Linked DNA regions of Homo sapiens: region 1 is linked to region 2. A link is a loop called in an ENCODE intact Hi-C map of the cell type or tissue named here. Cell type or tissue: natural killer cell. All regions are shown on one strand. Each heading gives the region's core, and the rest is flanking DNA. Links, peaks and the distances in the headings are about the cores only. Region 1 overlaps SLC35D4 (solute carrier family 35 member D4). Region 2 overlaps SLC35D4 (solute carrier family 35 member D4).

Region 1 (5,383 bases), core at 152-5,151, 120 kb before region 2:
ATATGCTTTCAGTAGAAACCATACTTCAGCTTTTGAGTTTTGCTCTTTCCCAGGCAGATATGCCCTACAATACTCTCTCCTGATGCTGGGCAGTAGCAGCAAGTGGTGAGCTGCAGCTCTCAGCCAGCCACACTAATATAAATGTTCTGAACATGTTTGTGGTAGGCGAGGCCAAGCTCTGGTGTTCAGTAGGTTATGTGTATTCAATGCTCTTTCAGTTATGACATTTTCAATGTATGATCAATTTGTTGGGATATAACCCCATTCTAAGTTGAAGAGCATCTGTATAAAGTCATTTTTTTGGCTGGGCACAGTGGCTCACACCTGTAATCTCAGCACTTTGGGAGGCCAAGGTGGGAGGATCTCTTGAGGCCAGGAGTTTGAGACCAGCTTGGCCAACATCATGAAACCCTGTCTCTACTAAAAATACAAAAATTAGCCAGGTGTGATGGTGAGCACCTGTAGTCCCTACTACTTGGGAGGCTGAAACACGCAAATTGCTTGAACCCAGGAAGTGGAGGTTGCAATGAACTGAGATCATGCCACTGCACTCCAATCTGGGCAACAGTGCGAGACTGTCCCAAAAATAAAAGATAAAAAATAATAAAGTCATTTTTCTAGGGTCTCTTTTTGGGTAAGTATTTGTCAATTTTGATGTTAAGGGACTAGTGCTGAATTGTTTTAATTATTAAACCATTTAAATATGTAGTAGAGCAAGCCATCCCTCATTCTTCTTTTAAAAAAATGTTTATTATATTATCACCACTTTGTTATTTCAGGTGAACTTTAAAATACTTTGTCAAGCTCCTCCCTAATATTTCATAGCAAACGTGTTTGTTTGTTTTTGTAGAGGCAGGCTCCCTCTCTGTCACCCAGGCTGGAGTACAGTGGCATGTACTCCATAGCTCTCTGCAGCTTTGAACTCCTGGCCTCAAGCGATCCTCCCAGGATTACAGGTGTGAGCCACTGTGCCCAGCCTCATAGCAAAAGTTTTAAAGTGTCTTCTGTGATTACGGGTATTTTAGTCAATAAAGCTGGGATACTGGTTTCTCTCTTACAGAGTAGCAAGCGTTTTTTTGGTTCTGGTTGTCTTTCCACATCTCTAAAGGTAGAGGGACTTAGCGAATGTGCATAGGAAAGGGTAATCTCTACGCTTGGATTGCCATTCTTTTCCCTGTCCTTGGTTGGATGAGACAGACTGAATGCACCTCCCCCATAGAATGTAAGATCTACAAAGGCAGGAATTTTGACTTACCCATTTTGTCACTGGAGTATTCCAAGTGCCTAGAACAATGCTTGGTGTCTGGTAGGGCAGAGTAACGTATTCTGCAGATGCCTGGGGTACATCAGTGAAGGAAACAGATCCCTGCCCTCATGGAGCTTGCTTTTTAAATTCCATCTGTTGCTTAAATTCACCTGCAGTGAATGGTTACCCTCCATTTAACTGCACAACTCAGAACCTGGGAGTGATTCTTGTTTCCTTTGTCTCCTTCATCTTCAACATCCAGTTAGCCACCAGGGCCTCCTAGACATCTTCAGCATCTGTCCACTTTCTTCATCCATCTTGCCCCTTTCTGGGCCATTGTCATCTCTCCAATTACTATAAAAACTCCTAACTTACTTCTTTACCCCTAGTCTTGCTTCTCTCAGTAACATTCCCTCCCTTGTAAAGAGAGGGAGCTTCCCCAAATGTAAATGCGACGTGTCACTCCCATGCCTGGAACCCTTCAGTGAGTCCCCAGTTTGAAGTCCCAGCTCCTTATGATTGACGTGGTCCTTCAGGATCAGCCCCTTCTCTCTAGGGTCAGCCCTTGCTGCCCCCTCTCCAGTGCTCCGGTGCTGGGGTCCAGACCAAATGAACTTCTCCAAGAAGCTTTGAATCAAGCCATTGTTGTTCTCACTTCTGGGCCTTTGTCCCTTCTGGGTCTTCTGCTTTGAACACACTTTGGGTTTTTGCTCAAATTTATTTTCTCTAGGAAGTCTTACCCACTCACTAGACTAGGTTAGTTGCCCTCAGTAGAGTGGCTTATAGTACCTGGTACACTTCCTTTTAGGGCTTCACACAGTTTCTTGTAATTATTGATTAATTACCTTACTTTCACTAGACCGGGGTTTCTCAACCTTGGAATGACATTCCAGCCACTGACATATTGAGTTGGATAATTCTTTGCAGCGGGGACTGCCCTGCACATTGTAGGATGTTCAGCAGCATCCCTGGCTTCTACTGGCTAGATTCCAGTGGCATACCTTCCGCTCCTCTCCCCCGGTTGTAACAACCAAACATTTCTCTAGACACTGCCAAATGCCCCCTGGAGGGGAAGATTGCCTGGTTGAGAATCACTGTACTGGACCAAACTGTTTGAAGGCAGGACCCACATTTGGTGTGTTCTGCTTGGCTGGGTCAGTGAAACTTCACACAGGATATGTGCAAACTGGGTGTTATAGGCTGAGCAGGTGTTCACTACAGACAAAGAGATGGGAAGAACATTATGGGGCAAGAGGATGGCACAACCAGACTCCTAGAAGTATGACATGGCCTGGCATGTTCCCAAGGCTGTGGGCCATCTGCTGTGGCTGGAATGTGGCTGCACATAGCAGACAGACAGGAGCTGACCGTGGAGAGGGGCGGGTGCAAGTCCCGAAGGACTTTATGTGTCACACCCAAGTGACTTGTCCTTTAGGCCAGAGTTCTCAACTGTAGTGTCGCAACACATGGGTGGGTTGTGGTCATAGTCACTTCTGAGGTGTGGTGTCTCAAGTCATTTATCATGAAAAACAGGGTTTTGACATTTATGAATGACTCAAGTAAAATGAAAAAGCAATTAGAGCAAGCAGCTGTCCCTCTCACTCATTTGGCATTCTGATGTGCTTTCTGCATTGGGGGGGGGAGGGGTGTTTGTGACCTGTGCTGCCCCTGCACTGTGCATGCTGGGGGCTGTGTGTCTCAGGTGAGCTTCATGACCCCGAATGTGTTGTTGACAGAAAAGAGGCTGAGGGTTGCTGCCTGTGGCAGCAGGAAGAATCATCTGTTTTTAAAACAAGCGAGTAGCTCAATTAAATTTGCATTTTAGGACAAACGCTTTGACTGCAAAGTAAAGAATGGATGGGGGGCAACCTTGGAGAGAGGGGGACCAGTTAAGGGACTAATGCTGTGAGCCAGGCATGAGATGATGAGAGCCTGAATTGAGACAGAGGCAGGAGGGTTGGTGGGGAAGACTTCAGATTTGAATGCTGTTATGGGGATAAATAAAATCAATAGGATATTGTGCTTAGACGAGGGAGGTGAAGGCCAAAGAGGTGAGGTGGAATGCCACCTAAGTTTCTGGTTTGGCTGATTGGGGATAGGGAGGATGATTTGAGGGAGAGGTTCGGGGTAATGATTTAGGCATGTTATCACTGGGAGCTTGGTAGGGAGGATGGGAGGGGGCTGAGGGTTGAAACGGTATCTATTGGGCACAAGGTATACTATTCAGTTGATGGACACTGGAAGCCCAAACCTCACCATTACTCACTATATCCATGTAACAAACCAGCATATATACCCCCAAATCTATGAATAAAAACAATAATAATAATCATTGAGAGCTTGTGGGAGATATTGTGGGAGATATTGTGGCAGTATCCAAGTGAGAACGGGGATTTGGGAATCATCAATGTAGAGGCAGTGGGAGAAGCAGTGGCTATGAGTGAGGCTGTTCAGGAAAAGTCTAGAATAAGAGGAGAAGAGGCCAGGCATGGTGGCTCAAGCCTATAATGCCAGCACTTTGGGAGGCCAAGGCAGGAGGATCATGAGGTCAGGAGATTGAGACCACCCTGGCTAACAGGGTAAAACCCTGTCTCTACTAAAAATACAAAAAAATTAGCCAGGCATGGTGGCACGCACCTGTAATCCCAGCTACTCAGGAGGCAGAGGCAGGAGAATCGCTTGAACCTGGGATGCGGAGGTTGCAGTGAGCCGAGATTGCAACATTGCACTCCAGCCTGGGCGACGGAGCGAAACTCCGTCTCAAAAAAAAAAAAAAAAAAAAGAGGAGAAGAATGTCAATGTCAGTACTTGCTGGACAGCTGGACTCAAGGAAATAGTAGAGATTGAGAAGGAAAGGTCTGAGAAATGGGATAATTGGGAGAGAGTAGGAGAAAAGAGTAGTAAATAGAGTTGAACTTGTCTCTTTGTGTCAGTCAGCAGATCTGCTGGGGCTGGATGGTGTTGGAGACTGTAGCACTCTATGAAATTCACATTGCCCCTTGTCCTTTCCAGGTGGCAGACGCTCATTGGTGGACTTTTGCTTCATGTGTCCTGGAAACTGGGCTGGGTAGAGATCAACAGCAGTTCAAGGTATAACCTCTCTATGCTGGACTCATGCATGATTCACACTCTGCTTGCTTTTGATATTATATAATTTCATATGGTGTTACACTGGAAGCACAGAGGTTTATTTATTTACTTATTTATTTATTTTTGAGACAGAGTCTCACTGTCTCCCAGGCTAGGGTGCAGTGGCATGATCTTGGCTCGCTGCAACCTCTGCTTCCCAGGTTCAAGCAATTCTCATGCCTCAGCCTCCTAAGTAGCTGGGATTACAGGCGTACACCACCATGCCCGGCTAATTTTTGTATTTTTAGTAGAGACGGGGTTTCACCATGTTGGCCAGGCTGGTCTCGAACTCCTGACCTCAAGTGATCCACCTGCCTTGACCTCCCAAAATGCTAGGATTACAGGCGTGAGCCACCATGCCCAGCCAAAACAGAGGTTTGTTTGATTTGTTTGATCTCTTAGTTCCCTTCTAACCGTGAGGTTTAGTGATTTTATTTTCAGATAAAATTCAAATAGTATTTTCCTGGGTAATAATGCCACTAATATAGTATTAACTGATACATTGATGTAGTGTGGGGAAAAAAGTTAATTGAGATATATATTTTATAATGTCAAATTAATTTTGCTTTGTTTTAGATCATAGGATATGATGAATGAAATTATATTAGCTTAAAATTTTTTTTTAGTAAATTTCTTATTTTAAATTATTTCTGGCTGGGCATGGTGGCTCATGCCTGTAATCCCAGCACTTTGGGAAACCAAGGCAGGAAGATCACTTGAACCCAAGAGTTTGAGACCAGCCTGGACAACATAGGGAGACCCCACCTCTACAAAAATAATAAGAAAAATATTAGCCAGGTGTGGTGCATGCCTGTGTTTCCTGCTACTTGGGAGACTGAGGTGGGAGGATCACCTCAGCCTGGGAGGTCAAGGCTGCAGTTTGCTGTGATTGCACCACAGCACTCTAGCCTGAGACACAGCAGAGACCCTGCCTCAAAAAAAATTCCTACCTATAGAAAAGTTAGAATAATACAATGAACTCCCCTACCCATTACTCAGATTTCATTA
Region 2 (5,383 bases), core at 180-5,179:
GTGCGTTGGCTGTGTATCTCCATCCAAATGCAAATCTCATATTAGCGAAGCTTTCTTTAAAAAAAAAAAAACTTGTATTGACCTGTAAATACAAATTGGGAAGAGTGCATATATCATAAATATACTACTTGATGGATTTGTACAAACCAACCATTCTGTATACCATAACCAGCATCCAGAGCAAGAAACAGAACATCACCCTCACTCCTCCACCCCAGGGCAGCCACTGCTGGTCAACCACTATGTGTATATATATGTATGTATATGCATAATATGTATAATATAATATGTATAATAATATGTAATGTTTAGTAAACCACTATACACACACACACACACACACACACACACACACACAATCAGCCCTTTGCATGAACAGGTTCCAGATCCTCAGATTAAACCAACTGTGGGTCAACAATGCAGTTTAGGCCTGCAATGGTTGCATCTGTACTGAACATGTACAGACTTTTTTTCTTGTTATTATTTCCTAAACAGTACAGTATAACAACTATTTACATAGCATTTACATTGTATTTGATATTACAAGTAATCTAGAGATGATTTAAAATATACAGGAGGATGTGCATGGGTTGTAGGCAAACACGACACCATTTTATATAAGAGACTTGACAACCCATGGACGTCCTGGAACAGATCCCCTTTAGGTACTGAGGGGCAACTGTATACACACACACACACACACACACACAGAGAGAGAGAGAGAGAGAGAGAGAGAGAAAACACGTGCTGTGTTTGGGTGTCTTTCCATTTCTTTGATTTTTCCATTAACTTTCAGATAAGCTCCAAATGATCCTGTTTAGAATGCACTACCCATTTGCATAAAGACAGCATGCCTCACTAAGCTGTCTGAGCAGAGACCAGAAGGAAGTGAGGGAGTGAGCCATGGGGATGCTGGGGGACAACGGTGCCAAGGGGTGGGGAGGAAGCAAGAAGACCAGGGGCTCTTGCCATGATCTAGGTGCAAGATGATGATGGCTGAGAACTGGCTGATAGCAGTGGAGGTGGGGAGACATGGTAGGATATCTGAGGCACTAGGATTTGAGAGAGGGGAGTCTAGGATGACTTCTAGGTTTGGGTTCCGAGCAATGAAAGAATGAGGTTGCCTTTACTGAGATGGAGAATGTTGTGTGAAGAGCAGGGTTTGGCAAGGTGGTGGTGGAGGCGTACTGGGCATTGGTTTGAATGTATGAAGGCTGAGGTGCCTGTTGGACCACAGAGTGGAGATACAGGAATAGATCGTTCGCCAAATCAGCCTGCGGATCTGGGGAGGGGAGAGCCTTTCTGTGCCTTGGCCATGGCACACATGTGTCTCCTCAGGGCTTCTGGGCCTGTCACTTCGGCCCGGATGCCTTCCTCCCTGCTTTCAGTTGGCCACTACTGCTCATCCCCCAGGCCTTCAAATCGAGGTGACCTCAGAGAGGCTTCCCTGGCCACATCCTGTGCAAGCCCTGCTAGCTTTTTCCTGTCGCCTTGCTAATTTCCTCCCTGACAGTTCTGACTGTTGTGACCAGATTCATTCCTTTCTGCCCATTAGGGTCTGCCTCCCTCCCAGAAGCAGTGCGCAGGACCCTGGGGGTATGCAGGAGACAGTTGGGTGTGGGGTGGTGTTCAGCAGGGCAGACCGGGACAGGCAGGCTCTTCAGAAGGATGGCTGAGCAGGGCAGATGGGGACAGGTGGGTTCTTCAGAAGGATGGCTGAGGCAGGGGCATGGCTGTGGGGAGACACAGTGGGGACTCAGAGTCCCAGGAGGTAGGTGTGGCCGTTGTGATGGTAGCTTCAGGACACACCTCCTGGAAAAGGCCACACTGCCCTGCCCCATAGCCCTCAGAGCCCGTGACTCACAAGGGAGGTTTGGGCCATGAGTAACACAGGGATGCACAGAGAAAGTACTACTGTCGGAGAGGACCCAGCTGTGACCAGCGCCCCGGGCTCGCCCTCCGCTCAGGCCTCGGAGCTCTCATCTGAGACAGGAAACAGGCCTTCTGAACTTATTAGGACCATGTGCCTCTCGTTCAAGGGCCAGTTGGCTATGACCACATGAGGACAAGAATGAAGCGATCGGGTGGGTTTCACCCCTGAACTCTCTACACAAGTCCTGCCCATTGGAGAGTTAAGAATGTTATCTATTCTGATTACTACTATTCAAACCAATAGGTGATTGTTACCAAGGATTTGGGTTGTGGTCTGCAGGGAAGGCGAAGGTGAGGGAGGAAGTAATGGAGAGTTTAAACGGTTAAAACAGCTCATTGCTGATGAATAGGCATGCTTTAATTTGGGGAATATATATGTATGTATTTTTAAGCAATAGAGTAATGCATGCTATTTATAAGACATTTAAAACAATACAGAAATATATCAAGTAAAAAGCGAAAGTCGCTCATCCTTCACTCCCTCAAACTCCTCTTGCCAGACGTCACTACGGTTCGGTTGAAGGGTGAGAACAGTGCTGCATTTGGCCAGGCATGTGTAACCCAACGGAGGTGGACTCTGTTCACTGTAGGAGGTGTTAGATCTGGGGGCCTAGCCACAACAGTGTTTCTGAAATGAAACCACACTGAGCAGCCCTCACACACATCACACATAAATAGTCTATTTCTTGGGCTGGTGACAAAGTTTTGTTTCCTTCCCTGTGACCAGGGGCAGCCTGGCCTCAATCCTGGATGCTGCACATTATGTAGAAAAATTCACATTTGTTGTTGCTGCTCACTGGTCTTCTGTCCTTTGTTTTAAAAAGGAAAAGAAGCCTAGGACCACTTTAAGATCATGCTTATTTCTATTCTAGTTCCTATATATTACTTGGCAGATTTTTCCCCCCCATGGAATAGCACTATAAAATTGAAGTGCAGGCAAATTTTGGAATGGGTTTTTACATTTCTTTACCAGTATTATCAGGAAAGAAAAAGCATAGTATTGCTTAGCTTTGCTCAAATAATGCCTGACTCTAGAAAATAAGTATTTTAGCTGGGCGCAGTGGCTCACGCCTGTAATCCTAGCACTTTGGGAGGCCGAGGCGGGTGGATCACCTGAGGTCGGGAGTTCGAGACCAGCCTGACCAACATGGAGAAACCCTGTCTCTACTAAAAATACAAAATTAGCCAGGTGTGATGGCGCATGCCTGTAATCCCAGCTACTAGGGAGGCTGAGGCAGGAGAATCGCTTGAACCCGGGAGGTGGAGGTTGCAGTGAGCCGAGATCGCGCCATTGCACTCCAGCCTGGGAAACAAGAGCAAAACTCCATCTCAAAAAAAAAATAAGAAGAAGAAAGTAAGTATTTTTTTCCATGCCTGCAATCAGAGTAGTCCTAATAGCTGATCTTTCCCCTTCCTTCTTCTTTTTTTTTTTGCATTTGTTTGCAAGTTGGACCTGCTGAGTTGTCACTTGCTTAAGTCAAGGACCACCATGCTGGCTGGTGGGAGTCAGCACTGGTACCCAGGTGTGCCCAGGACAGCCTCCCATCTCCCAGGTGGCCTTGGATGCTGACATAGCCCAGAAACAACAGTGTTATTTTTGAACATCGGTAGGAGATTCATATGGGATAAATGTGAGGGGCAGCACCAGTGGCCCTGTGGAATACCATGATGGGGAGTCTAAAAGGTAACCGTGCATCTTGTGTGGCTTTGGGCTGGAAGGGGTTCCTTCAATAAACAGACATTTACCAAGTGCCTCATATGTGCCAGGAACCATTCTTGGATAAAAGTCAAAAATCACTGCCTCTGCAGTGTCTATAGATGCTCATTGCCCTGCCTGAGGGCAGGTCCATATCTAAATCATCCTAGATGGACAGAAATGAATGGTTTTGCTCACTGCACTCAGAAAATGGGATTTCCAACCTTTCTCAGGAGCGCCAGTGGGGGCATTTCCTGCCCCAAGAAGACAAATGGAAGGAAAAATTAGGAAATGTTCCTACACCTTCCTCTTCCTCCTCCTGCTATGTCTTCCTCTTCTTTTTAATAATAATAACCATTTATTGGGCAACTACTGTGCCTCAGACATTTCTTACATTAATATTATCTCATTTACTTTTATAACACTCTTCCAAGTCATCCATATTTTAAAGATGAAGAAGCTGAGGTCCAGAGATGCTTATTTTCCCAAGATTTTATAGCTACTAGGCAGTTGGACCAGGTTTCAAACCCAGGTCTGTGTGTACAAAGCCCTGTAACCTGCTAGAACTGAATTGAAAAACACCAAGGATTTACAGCAGTGTAGATAATGTACAGGCGGAAGCTCATGAGGGAGTTATAAGGGAAAATGGCTTAAATGTTCCTTGTCCCACCACTGTGATCCTCCCTAAAGAGTATGTAGATAATTTGACAGCAGAGGAAACAAACAGAGCGTCACCCAGGACAAGACAGTCCTAATTCCTGTTCAGGAACTGACCTGCAGACTAAGAATGTCCAGTAGACATTTTTAGGGAGGAAAATCTCATTGTCATAGGTTTTTTATACCATAGCTATAATTCCATAATATCAATCAGTTAAACATCTTTATTGAGTGACTGCTGTATGCACAGTATGTGGAAACCATTAAGAAATATAAGATATCCAACATTTAAGGGGTTATCAAAGGAAGGGCAAATCAGAAAGCTAATTCATTGGATGGATCAGATAGTAACTGTGTTAATGCCCAGTGAATAAGAAGACTGAAGAAGGGAGAGAGGCCAGGAGTGTTTGGAAGATGCCCCTGGAGCTGGTGTGAACTGGGCCTTATGCAGAGGAAGAGGCTTAGCTGGGCTGAGAGTTGGGGGATGGAAGAGGACTGGACCCCTCTCACCTGGGAAGACAGGGCAGCCAGTGGAGACTTAGTGATTTGTAACCAGAACTGGGGCTCTGAAGCAGGGAGCTAATCTTCCTCCCCCCTCTTCCTCTGCACCTGTCCTTCTGGGGAGGGGTGACACAAATGGTAGGCAGGTTGACATCCCAAAATCCAGCTGCCCAGAGAAGAAACCTTTATATCCTGAGATATGTATATGTGTACATGCGTCTCTCTCTCCCTCTCTCTCTTTCTATATATAAAGAGAATATATGTATTTTATATATATGTTATATATAATTGATAGATATATAATGTCATTTATATATAATTCTTGTTTTACATGTTATTATATAACAAGAATTATATATATTTTATTATATTACATTTTATTATATGAATTATATATAATTATATATAATGATATGTTATATAAATATATATATATATAAATTCTTGAGACTTTTCCCCAAATTTCTGTATCCTTAACTTTCATAGTGTTTATCTAAATTCTTTAATTTTTTTTTTTTTTTTTTGATACGGAGTCTCACTCTGTCACCCAGGCTGGAGTGCAGTGGCGCAATCTCGGCTCACTGCAAGCTCCGCCTC

Evidence for each region. A loop is a pair of places that touch in the nucleus more often than their neighbours do. Peaks named below come from ENCODE experiments on the same cell type or tissue, not always from the same donor. Only the 100,000 strongest peaks of a DNase experiment are listed, where the experiment ranks them.
Region 1: a loop joins it to region 2, with 4 times the contacts of the local background. A loop is called at or near these places in 1 of 110 quality-filtered maps.

Annotation. Positions count from the first base shown.
Region 1 is chr18:23,420,320-23,425,702 of GRCh38, reverse strand. SLC35D4 (solute carrier family 35 member D4) reads left to right here. Exons shown (of 15, transcript NM_032933.6): 3 at 4,259-4,336. Among named protein-coding and RNA genes, the nearest start is that of SLC35D4, 15 kb to the left of the region's middle. RefSeq lists an enhancer at 2,502-2,641. In natural killer cell, for the core only: no CTCF peak of the experiment used is centred there; DNase peaks (open chromatin) are centred at 2,412 and 2,762; H3K27ac peaks cover 1,893 bases.
Region 2 is chr18:23,304,204-23,309,586 of GRCh38, reverse strand. All of the region lies in intron 14 of SLC35D4 (solute carrier family 35 member D4), which reads left to right. Among named protein-coding and RNA genes, the nearest start is that of SLC35D4, 130 kb to the left of the region's middle. RefSeq lists enhancers at 1,101-1,600, 1,601-2,102. In natural killer cell, for the core only: no CTCF peak of the experiment used is centred there; DNase peaks (open chromatin) are centred at 1,466 and 2,486; H3K27ac peaks cover 2,149 bases.